Regions from separate parts of the Homo sapiens genome. Here region 2 is linked to region 1. A link is a contact called in ENCODE Hi-C or POLR2A ChIA-PET data. All regions are on one chromosome and are shown on one strand. The core of a region is the stretch at or near the end of the contact, and the rest is flanking DNA. Distances in the headings are between cores, read along the strand shown. Region 1 overlaps FNIP2 (folliculin interacting protein 2). Region 2 overlaps FNIP2 (folliculin interacting protein 2).

The links. A loop is a pair of places that touch in the nucleus more often than their neighbours do. ChIA-PET counts read pairs that join two places held with the same protein, here RNA polymerase II (POLR2A). Pooled maps may share reads with other maps.
Region 2: a pooled map shows a loop between it and region 1 (4-fold over the local background). The contact joins two enhancer-like sites. A Hi-C loop is called at or near these places in 3 of 50 pooled maps. POLR2A ChIA-PET finds 5 or more read pairs at or near these places in 3 of 52 experiments (OCI-LY7, T-cell and activated naive CD4-positive, alpha-beta T cell).

The regions. Positions count from the first base shown.
Region 1 is chr4:158,774,670-158,780,948 of GRCh38, reverse strand. All of the region lies in intron 1 of FNIP2 (folliculin interacting protein 2), which reads right to left. Among named protein-coding and RNA genes, the nearest start is that of FNIP2, 8.8 kb to the right of the region's middle. Within about 2 kb of position 2,713, at least 5 of the 41 ENCODE cell types and tissues checked have a DNase peak (open chromatin) inside an H3K27ac peak, as active enhancers do.
Region 2 is chr4:158,870,836-158,877,114 of GRCh38, reverse strand. The region is part of intron 14 of FNIP2 (folliculin interacting protein 2); the gene reads right to left. Among named protein-coding and RNA genes, the nearest start is that of FNIP2, 100 kb to the right of the region's middle. Within about 2 kb of position 3,179, at least 4 of the 41 ENCODE cell types and tissues checked have a DNase peak (open chromatin) inside an H3K27ac peak, as active enhancers do.

The DNA of each region.
Region 1 (6,279 bases), core at 1,464-3,963:
ATTCTCCTGCCTCAGCCTCCTGAGTAGCTGGGACTACAGGTGCACGCCACCACACCCGGCTAATTTTTTTGTGTTTTTAGTAGAGACAGGGTTTCACCATGTTGGTCAGGCTGTTCTTGAACTCCTGACCTCAAATGATCTGCCTGCCTCAGCCTCCCAGAGTGCTGGGATTATAGGCGTGAGCCACCGCACTCAGCTACACTTCATACTTTCTTATAAACCTCACAAAATCTACCACTGAATCTCAGTCTTAAGTACTTCAAATATTCATCTGCAGAGAGAGAATACAGATCATATATTAATAAGAGCTGACTGACTTCAGTTTGAATTCCCAGGGTCACTAGTAAACCACTCAATTTCAGGCAAGCCTCAAGTGTTCATCCATAAATTATGGTAAATTTATAATCTATAAATTGGCTAATAAAAATATCTATCATCAAAGGATAACTATGAGACATGCGTGAAATGATTTAAGTAAAAAGCTCTTGGTATAGGGGCTAGCAAATGGTAAAGAATACTATTATTTTTTAAATGTTAGAATGGGCTCCCTTAAAATTCTTGAGAAATAGCTATTCTAAAAGCATTCTAAAAGATTTCTAAAAGATTTCAGGGAAGTCATTTATGTACATATTCTACAATTATGTCTTCACTAATTAACAAGGTTTACAACATCTTTATAATCATAAATAAGTGGCTATTTGTATTATAATAGAATTTTATAGTTTTCCTTTTTTTTTTTCTGAGACAGGGTCTCCCTCTGTCACCCAGGCTAGAGTACAGTGGTGCGATCATGGCTCACTAAAGCCTCAACCTCTTGGGTTCAAGCGATTCCACCACCTCAGACCCACAAGTAGCTATAACCACAGGCATGTGCCTAGCTAGTTTTTTTTTTATTTTTTATTTTGTAGAGATGGGGTCTCCTTTTGTTGACAGGCTGGTCTCAAACTCCTGGACTCAAGAGATCCTTCCACCTCAGTCTCCCAAAGTACTGGGATTACAAACATGAGCCACCGTGCCTGGCCTCTAATTTTTATTTTTTGCCCACACATTTTATAGGATATTTATGGTCAGGCAAGGTGGCTTATGCTTGTAATCCCAGCACTTTGGGAGGCTCAGGGTGGGGGAATCACTTGAGCCCTGGAGTTCAAGACTACGCTGGGCAACACAGTGAGACCACCCCCGCTCCCGTCTCTACAAAAAAAAAAAAAAAAGGTGGGTATGGTGGTGCATGCCTGTCTGTGGTCCTAGCTACTTGGGAGGCTGAGGTGGGAGGGTCACTTAAGCCCGGGAGGTTGAGGCTACAGTGAACTGTGATTGTACCACTGCTTCCAGCCTGGGTGACAGAGTGAGACTCTATCTCAAAAAAAAAAAAAAAAACCACGACCAACAAAGGATATTTACCCACAATCTCATCACCCCATAATGTCAACTGTTCTTTATTATTTTTCTGTTTTTCTTTCTAGTTCTTGGTCATACATTTGCATATTTTACTAATATATTCATCTTGTAGATACCAACTGTTGCTGGTTGTTTTCATTTAACATAAACATTTTATATTAACACTGTCTTCATAATCATTTAACTATTATATTACTATCCTACAAAGCTGACATAACAATTTAGATACTTCCCTGCTGCTGGACAATTGTTAAGATCCTTTTATTTAACATTATAATGATAATATATAAAGAACATCTTTGTGCACAAACATTTGTTTTTTTAAACATTTTCATGCACAAAAGTTTTTTCTCTTAAGTTACTGAGTCAAAAAAGTATGAGCATTTTTAAGTCTGGAAAGCACAGCCAAATTGAGCTGTAAAAGAGTTTAACAATCTGCACACATGTTGAACTAGACAAGTGATCAACAACTACTAAGAATGAGCTAGGGTCCAAGTTTCCCCACCACCCTACCACTGCTATTTCTTCAGGGTACTTTAAATCATCTCCACTAAACAGCCGCTATCATATGCTGTTAGTAGGCGTATAAACAGGTGCAACCTCTCTGGAGTGCGGTTTGGCAGAAATTCCAACCTGGGTTCTCATCCTGGAAATATACTTGAGCTTATGGCATAAGAATCTTTCAACCAGGAAGTTCACCATTTCTAACAATAAAGCCTGAAAGTAAATACTCCATCAGTAGAGGACTGGTAAAATTACAGTAGTGCCCTCTTATCCACAGGCGATACCTTTCAAGACTTCCAGTGGATGCCTGAAACAGTGCTTAATGCCAAACCCTGTATATACTATGTTTTTTCCCATACATACCTATGATAAAGTTTAATTTATAAATTAGGCACAGTAAGAGATTAACAACAATAACTAATAATAAAAATAGAACAATTATAATATACTATAATCATAGTTATGCGAACGTGATCTCTTTCTCAGGAAATATCTCATCATACTATAGTCACCCTCCTTCTCCTTGAGATGATGTGAGATGACAAATGCCTATATGATAAGATGAAGTGACAGTGGAGATTCCATTGTGCTACTCAGAATGGTGTGCAATTCAAAACTTAGGAATTGTTTATTTCTGGAATCTTCTTTCTTCTTTTTTAAATGGTACTGCTCCTTGCAGAGCAGAGCTAACTCACAGGCAGTGCACCCAGAGTTGCTCCATTTCTTGAATTTTTGATTTAATATTGTCAGACTGAGGTTGACAGCAGAAAGTGAAACCTCAGATAAGGGAAGACTATTGTAGTGTGCTTGGCTGCATATGCAAATTACCCAAGGAGAGTTTCATGAAGACAAACATAAAGCCCCAGCCCAGATCTATTAAATCAAGATCTCTGAGAAGCAGTCTGGACATTTAAAGCTCTCTAGGTGACTTTAGTGTCTGACCAGACTTGAGAACTACTGGGTTAAGTGTTATACATGAATTTATTCAAAGGAATACAAAGCAACTTTTAGCAAAATGATGAACAGTGTAGGCAGCAACTACCACTCTGTCTGAGGGAAAGAATTTTTTTTCCTGTATTTGCATAGAGTATTTCCAAAAGGATACGAAAGAAACTGGTACAGCAATGGTAGCCTTTGGGAAGGGGGATTGGGGTGTGAAAAGGCTTACATTTCAACATATTTTATATGAACTTTTAACCAGATATGTTTGAAAAAATCTTAAAATAAAATCATAATTTCATGTATAAGCAATTTCTCAGGTACACATGGCACTAAGCAATATATGGCAACCCCACTGCAGGGCCAGTTACCAGCGTCCACATGGTCTTCCGTGGAGCCTGTGCACTCAGCACCAAGTGGCTACCAGGGGTCCATCTCTGCCCTCTGGGTAGGGCAGGGCCAGTAGTTCCGGCCGCCCCCTTCTGCCCTAGCAACTAACTTACTCAATGTACCATTCTAAAGCAAACAGTCATTGCCTGATATGCTTGGAGAAAATGTTTACTCATGGCTCACCTCCTCACACAGGGTAGGCCACCATTAATGATATGTTAGTCTGGCACATTCTTTTTAAAGAACATGTCAGATTCGCAAATCCATTTCTAAATTAGTTTCTCAAATGGAAAAATCATACATGGAAAGCAGAGATGATTCCATCTTTTTTCTAAAGTGCTTACTTCATTTAACATGCAAATATAGTCTTCGCAGGGTTCAGAATATCAATATTGTTTTCACAATTAAGTGTACTATTATCTTAAATTTGAGAGAACCAATTTGCTCATTTCATTCCATAATGTATTTCAGTTTTACCAAGCCATACAAGAATTCAAATGAATCTGAAAAGTATATAGAGAAGAGTTCTACATCATCAACCCACAGCTAACAATTTCATAGCTTCATAAATATTTAAATCATTTTTCAGTAGGTCATTTCTGACAGCTGTGGGATTTCATAACTGGATCTCTGATATATTACTTAGGCAAGTGTCTTCTTAAAGGTTTTTTTAGGGAGGTGGGGGTGCAGGTCAATCAACTGTTAGAGCACTTTTACCCTATCATTTTGATACCAGGAAAATAATTCACTAATATTGACAAAAAGGAGGAAATTTCTTTGAGTTGTCTGTAACAAGATTCATTTTCTAAAATGTCACAACGCATGCTAGAAACATCAAGAAATATTTCAAGAGATCAGATTCTGGAATACTAGAGACTCTTTAAGGATCATCAGTGTTCAAAACTCTTGAATTCATTCATTCATTCAACAGGTATTTATTAAACGCCAACTTCCTGCCAAGCACTGCATTAAAAGCAGAGACACAATGGCAAGGCTAGGATTTAGACGAACTCTCACAGCCATGCTGTAACTATCACATGTACGTTTTCTTGTTTCATTTACAGTTATTTCAAATGTATGCTTTAAAAGACTTTGTGGCATTGAATTTAAAAGGTATTTTTGTAACTATCTTTAAATCATATTTTATAAAAGAACTTGAGTAAATGAGGATAGCTAATGAAGAAATGAATGATAACATACTTTTCCCCCCATAACCCCAAAGGTTTTGACTATAAGACAAAAAATGTCCAATTTTCCAGGCATATCAGAGAGAGAGTTGGCAGTCTGAAGTATTTATAAGGTGTTAAAGCCAGAATCAATTGAACTGGTGAATTTGCTGCTGCTTCCTAACACATCCTAAATCAACACCTGTTTCATCTCTTGAGGAATGTGCAGGTTAACGTCTAACTTGTCTTCAACTTGTGAAGAAAGAGTTGCTATGACAACATGCAACTATCCTTACTGGGAATCAGGCTGAGGTCCCCACCAGATATGTAGGTTCTTAATTAGCCCCCCTCAGCTTTTGGGATGAATTCCTACTGCCTCAGTGTTCATTCTCACTTAGACACCCTGCATGAATTGGTTGTCATTTTCAATTAGACATCAGCACATAACCAAACACCAATCATTTATTTAAAGATATATATCAAATACAGAAATCTCTTATTTATGATTAAAAAGTCTTAGGTGTGGTAATAAAATCATCTTCATAAACCAATATATAAATCTCTTATAGCACTATGATGGACACAAATTCTAAAGTATAATCTACAAATTAAACAAGTTTACAGGGACAAATAACTAGAAAAATAATTCCTAGAAATGAAGGCACACAGTTCAGGAGACAGAAATATGATAATCGGGGATCCAAACTCATGCTAATACTAAAATCTTATATAACAGAAAGAGTACTCTGCTATACAACATTTATCCACAACATTATAGTATTAATGGCTACATTTTATTGCACTTAATATATTGTATTATTCTGGCACAAACAGAAAGTGCAATAAGGAAAAAAAAATATGTAGCATGATGCATGAGAAGGCACATTGTCCTTTTCAGAAGTCCATTATAAAGGCAGCTGGACAGATTCTGGCTGAACACAAGTGGGGTGCCAGCCCATCTCCTTCCATCCCCATCCCACCCTCCCATTCAAGCACTGGTTACAAAAGTGTCTGTGTGGCCATGAGTAGTGAGTCATGGATGTTCCATTTACAGATGGGGTGGGGTTGAGGGAAATCACTGTTACATGCCCAGTTAGCTGGAAAAGTCCATCCTGTTTTTCCTTTTTTTACATAATAATCATTTTTCATAAATCTGAGATAAAGAATGCTTGGTAAGTAGGAACTCACCAAATATTTCAGCACTCTTACATCCAAAGGAAAGACTTACTTTTACAGCCAAGTATATGATCTCATAGTCCAGGCCTAACAATTCACACTAAGCAAGGGGCTTGTACAATCAGTACAAAACATTTGTTCCTTTTCACCCACACCAAGAAAAACAGTGGCTGGAGAAATAAAGCACATTACCAGTTCCCAAATCAGATTCACACACCAGGAGTTCATGCTGGCAGCCAAAGTATTTCATGACGGCAAGGACAATCTTTTACAGCTTCCTTTTCCAAGGAAACACAACGGCAAAGTAGCTTCCTTAGGCTGACCTTACAGGCAAACCACGAGAAACACAACCTAAAGCAACAACAAAAACCAATGCTCTTTTTGGAGCTATATACTCCATGCATTAAAAGACCACATGCCTCCGTCCATCTCTTAGTACCACCTACTAAATCAAATAATAATGCATAATACAACAAATTCAAATTTCAGGACTTAAAATTATAACTACATGTTTTAGCTTTTAAAACATCTAATCCAGGCCTCTTATCCACATTCCCTCAAAATCCAAAGGGCTGTGTCAGTCTTTTCTAAACATATTTCAAATAAAGCTTGAGCTGCATGCAGCTCCTAACTGTACTCTGAGCCCCCAGGAAGACTACACTGGGCTCTGAAGCTCAGGTGAAGTAGCGACCCTGTCAAACTAGTA
Region 2 (6,279 bases), core at 1,930-4,429, 96 kb before region 1:
TCAGAATCAAGTTACATGATGAGATATGGAACTCCAAAATAAAATGAGAGAGGGTTGGTAGCTTTTTTGCAGAGAATGGCACAGATGTTCAAATATCTTGTAGGTAGTAAAACATTTTGGGAAAAACATCAAAATTAGACATGTGTCTAACTCTGACACGATGCAAGAGACATGAAGCCCAAGAGACCTATAATAAGCTTTTATTTTCCTTTAGGTAACGACAATGAACACACAGAGCTGCAGGCATGTCTAAACATCTTACTCTTCCCCTTTAAGTTTCTTTAAAGAAAGATCATCTCCCATCTCTCTTTACTTCAGAAGAAAGGGCCACACTAAAGTAATAGACACACATGACTCTAACCCCAGTTTTATGGGGAAGAGTCAACTAACGTTAGTGAGCACTTTCTATGTGCCAGGCACCAGGCAAGGTGCTGGGAATATAAGGAAAATAAAGTCCCTGCTTTCTGCTTCAAGGCACCTGAAGCCCTAGTAGAGGAACACATCTGGAACAGAACAGGGATATGGGGCCTGGAATGATTTTGAAGAAGAGGCAACATATGAAATGGGTCTTCAAAAATGTAAAAAAGTTTGTTCAATAGTGTCCTAGGCAAAGAAAGCATAATCTGATAGGCAGAGAGGTGTGAGGAAAGGTGGACTATTTAAAGAATGGCAAACAGTGTTACTGGGGCATAAGAGGAGATACAGGGGTATGTGTGTATATTTGAAGGACATAAAAGGGGCAATTCCAGCTATGGAGTTTACAGTTTAGTCTCTTAGAAAATAGGAAGCTATTCAAGCAAAAGAGTAAATGATTGTCTCATGCTTTAGAAAGTCCTCTTGCAGCACTGCACAAGGCGGTGGAAGTGGGTAAAGTGGACACAGGGATGCCATTTGGGAAGATCAAAAGGAACTTTAAAAAGACTAGTCACATTGAGAAGGCGAGAGAATCACAATGATTTCAGATTGGAGTTGGGGATACCCAGAGATCAGTATTTTTTTTAACCACAATCCATGATAAGAAATACATTTTAACATCATGACCTGGCATACATGCTTATATGACATAACCTGGCATGACATGCCATATGCATACAAGTGTGACATGTGTGCACATGTGTATAAATACACACACACATAATACAAAGGTTTCACTAATCAATAAGAAGCCTAATGTGTGATGATTTTAGTTCTATATCATTAAAAAAACTGGTAATCAAAACCCATTTATAGGTCAAAATATGTAGTTTTAAAAGTGCTCCATAGGCCAGTGGACATAGGTAGTGTTGTATTGAGGGCTGTGGCTATAGAAGACAGTGCTAGAGGCCTGAGGCACTGCCATGTTTATTATCCAAACATGGGGAAAAGAAAACAACGAGAGATGTTCCAAAATAGTGGATTTGTCCTACATAGATGTTTTCTTTGTATCCTATTGATTTTAAGGTTGTTGCTGACCTGAGGTATTTAATGTTATCTGTGTTACTTAAGTAATGATTTACCATTTGAAGGGACTTGCTGTTCTTTTATAGTCCTACAGGTTGATTGCACTGCATGGACTAATTAGGTATTCATGAGCATATATATATATATATATATATATATCACAGCCAGGCTTTTAGCAAAGCTCTTTATCTGTGCTACTGATTCCTGCATGATATTTCTGGAGTCAATCTGTTGCTACGCTTAAAATTAAATGGAAGAGGCTGCTGTATCCAATGGTTACTTCATCTTATAAATTATTCTGTAAAATGCTTGAAGCCCTGGAGCATAGTTGTTTTTTAAAAAACATCAAAACGTAGTGTTAATTTTGGTCTTGATGACCCTGCCCTGCAGAGTTAGAGCTGTCCAGTCTGCTCCTGGGCAAAGCAAAAGTGAATGCTTTTAGCACTCAATGAATGTGTGTACAGGTTCTGTTCAATCATTCCCAACAGTAGTCCCCTGGGATTGACAAGGCCATTGACTAGTTAGGAGAACTTTAAGTACATACGCATATAGCTTTCTTTTCTCTTTCTTTTCTTTTTTTTTTTTTTTGAGACAGTCTCGCTCTATTGCTCAGGCTGGAGTGCAGTGGCATGATCTCAGCGCACTGCAACCTCTCTGCCTCCCGAGTTCAAGCAATTCTCCTGCCTCAGCCTCCCAAGTAGCTGGGACTACAGGCACCCGCTGCCACACCTGGCAACTTTTTTTTTTTTTTGTATTTTAGTAGAGACGGGGTTTCACTGTGTTCCCCAGGCTGGTCGCAAACTCCTGAGCTCAGGCAATCAGCCCACCTCGGCCTCCCAAAGTGCTGGGATCACAGGCATGAGCCACCGTGCCTGGCCCATATATAGCTTTCTTATCTCTGACAGTAATTTTCATTTTTACGAAAATAATGGTTGTCATTCTGCTCTCCCATATTAAAAACATGATATATTGCTGTATCATTTACAAAGCACTTTTACATATATTATTATTATTATTTACTGAGATGAGGTCTTGCTCTGTTACCCAGGCTGGAGTGCAGTGGCAATGATCACAGCTCACTGAAGCATTGAACATTTGGCTTAAGCAAGCCTTCTGCCTCAGTCTCCTGAGTAGCTGGGACTACAGGCATGTGCCACCATGCCTAGCTATTTTTTTTTTTTTGCTAGAGATGGGATTTTGCTATATTGCCCAGGGTGATCTCAAAGGATCCTCCCAAAGCTCTGGCATTACAGGGGTGAGCTATCACATTTGGCCCACATTTATTGGGCACTTAACAATGTGCCTGGCAAAGTGCTAACCACTTGATATGCATTATCTCACAGAATCTTCAGACCAAACCTATGATGTAAGTACTGTTCACAGTATAGATAAGAAAATTAAAGAAACTTGCCCAAGGCCACAAAGCCACTAAGGGGTGAACCATGATTCAAACTTAGGTTTGTCTGTCTTCAGAAGTTAACTTCCTAACCACTGAATCATATTTCATCTGTTCCACTAAATACATTTTTCTGGGGCTTAGCAATGCCAGTTTATTTACCTAAGATTATCAACAAACGAGTGGTAATACCAGGACTCAAACTCAAGCCATCAACACTAAGTCAGTGAGATCTTCATCACCTTACACTGCCCCACAATAACCCCAACAGTAACCCTGTATACAGTCAGCTGTATTCACAGGCCAGACACAAGAGGAAAAAGGAGAGGGAAAAGGCTACTCAGGAGTCACAGGCATAGAATGCTGCTGGCGCATACGCCTGCTCTCTTTCCATTTAAAGTCAAAAGGAAAACAGAGGAAAGAATGCACAAGATGTGGCAAGAAAAAAACTGAAACCGTATTACTTTACACTAATTTAAGGCAGCTGTATAACCTATATATTAGGAGGCAGAGAGAGTTCAAATGACAGAAAAGAGGTAGTATATGGACTAAACAAGAATACGTGTTTAAATATTTAAAGAACTTCTGAATCTTGATATGTGAAAGTCAGTAATAAAAATGAAAATTGATGAAGTAGTTACTATATCTTTCTTTCATAAGAGACTAGGATAAGAAAAGTACAAAAAAATTCTTAACATTGGAAGCATTACAAAGCAATCTCTCAATGAGAGAAAAACTCCAAACTAGCAGTTATAAAAGTGTACATTTAGAGCCAGGTACAGTGGCCTGTGCCTATAATCCTGTCTACTTGGGAGAATGAGGCAGGATCACATGAGCCCAGTTCAAGTCCAGCCTGGGCAATACAGGAAGATCCCACCTCAAAAAAAACAAAAACAAAAACAAAAACAAAACAAAACAAAAAAAACCACCACATTTAATTTACATAAGACAGATTATTAAATCCAAATTGTGCACAGGTCTAGAAAAGAGATCAATAACTGGAATCAATTGCTTTTAAACAGTTAAAAATCCTTCTCTAAAAAGAATTATGAGTACCAAAGCCTGCTGAAATCTAGCATGAGCACTGAAATTAATGTTCAAAAAATAGGTTTGTTTTTTCTTTTTTTTTTTTTAACGCTATTTTATTTTTGAGATGAAGTCTTGCTATGTTGCCCAAGCTGGTCTTGAACTCCTGAGCTCACGTGATCTACCCACCTTGGCCTCTCAAAGTGCTGGGATTACAGGCGTGAGCCACTGTGCCCAACTTAAAAAACAGGTTTTGAAAGCAAGTTTGATAAAGCAATTTATTACAATTTTCTCTTCTTCAACAAGCTATTATTTCAGCTCTAACTCTGGTCATATACTTGTTTTTGGATCTCTGCTTCTTTTTCTGGCAACATATTCAAGAATTTAAATATTCACTAGGCTTTATGGAGCAGTAAATTCGGAATAATGTTTAAACAAATACTCCTAAAATATTTTTCAACAAATGTTTGTAAATGGATGTTGAAAGTAAGCCTGTTTTTTAAAAAAAAAAAAAAAAACACTACCATAGACCAGAGCGCCAGTTTAAACAGAACACTACTTCAAAAGCAAAATTCATTATGATGAATGTGTCAAGTGAAATTAGAAATCCACTAATGCTAATTGGATATATTCTGAATGTATTAAACTTCTGAAGATATTTTTATGAACCCTTTGGAATTTCCTATTAACACCCACGCATGGCTGCACTTTGGATGTACCCACAATTTGACACAATATAGGTTATTATGCTTAATAACTTTCGATCTCTCAGGGTGATTGCATAAAGAAATGAGAAAAGCTACAGTGTGAAAACACTCCTTCTAAAAGGAAGGGAAAATGAAATACGAAAAAGCTTGAAGAGTAATGACAGAGTAAACATGGTTGTGTTTTTTCAAATAAAAGAATTATAGAGCCAGAGGGTCACCATGAAAATCTAACACACAAAAATGAGAACTTGCCAGCCTATGGAAACATAAAATATTTCATGAATGGTTTTACAGATAAGTTCAAGGAGGGTTATCAATCAATAGATTGCATTTCCAGAGTGGTCAGTGAGTAAATCCAGGGCATTCAAACAAAGTCCCCAGCTGGTAAAACTGATGTCACTGAGGACAATCCCATTAGTTCCCCTGTAGTCTCTTGGTACCTCTGTCAGAAGCAGCTCACTGGGCTTCATGGAAGGAAGGTCCAATAACCAACACCAATATTGTTAGAAATCAAAATGATAGCAGAGCAGAAAAAAAAAAACAACTCACAGTTTGGCATGTGTGAATATAAACAATAGGAGCGGACAGAAAAGGTGCCTTAATGTTATAGGCAGTTACTAAACACACATAAATACAGCCTGTGAAATTGCCAAAGCATCAGACATCGTTTTGGACAACTTAGCATTATACAATGAGGGCATTTTTCTTACAGGGGTCATTGATGCATGGACTCATGAAATGATAAATGACTATATGGTGTTCATAACTATAAAGAGAAATTATGATATTAAATAATTATGATATTATAGGGACAAAAGCAACTTCATAGTTTCATCCCAGGAGTATCCTGGTGAGGGGTGGCATGTGACCACAAAGCAGGGGTGGGGTTAGGAACGTTTGGCCACACACGTGTACACTGGGCTGGCTTTCCCCAGCTTCTGATGGCCCTATCCTCATCTCTTAGCCCTCCCCATTGAGGGAGGTTATGTTGACATCTGCTTCACTACTGAGTTTTTTTCCCACTTCACATAAATATACTTAGCCTGTTTAGCCTGTGCCTGATGTTTGGTCTTCACAGAGGAGATGCTCAAGGCCAAAGATAACATGCAATGCCTTTTGTTCCACCTCAAAAAAAAAAATACTTGTTGGCCAAGGAGGTAGGTAACAGGCCAAATTCTGATTTTCTTAATGCGATGAGGACTTTCCCTATTGCACAAGATACAAAATGTTTCTAATACAAAATGTCTATTTTTGCACATCTGCCCAATAACAGCTCAGTTAAAAACAGGCCCATCAGATTGACAGTTTCCTTAACTGCTTAGTTCCTGTTGCCCTGCAGATAGCAGAAAAGCACTTAATAGCAGCCACGAGGCAATTTTTTCAGTGAGACTTATTAATCTTTATACAGTCATCCTCATGCAGCCATCAAAGTGAACTTAATGACAAATCAGTTAAAATAAATTACTTTTAGGAACTTGTTTAAGCATCAGATAAAAAACAAACCACATGTGACACCTCTTCGGTCCTCACCGTGACGGCATATAATTGTCACCATCTGTGCTGTTTATTCCATTTGCCCAGCCTATCTGCTAACCCACCACCCCCAGAGCAGCTCCTTGCCCTTCTGTGTTCTGTTCTGGGCCCCAGGAGGCTGACCTCTATGCACCACAAGGCTGTGTGTCTGCATCAGCTGTGCCCCTGCTCTCTGGC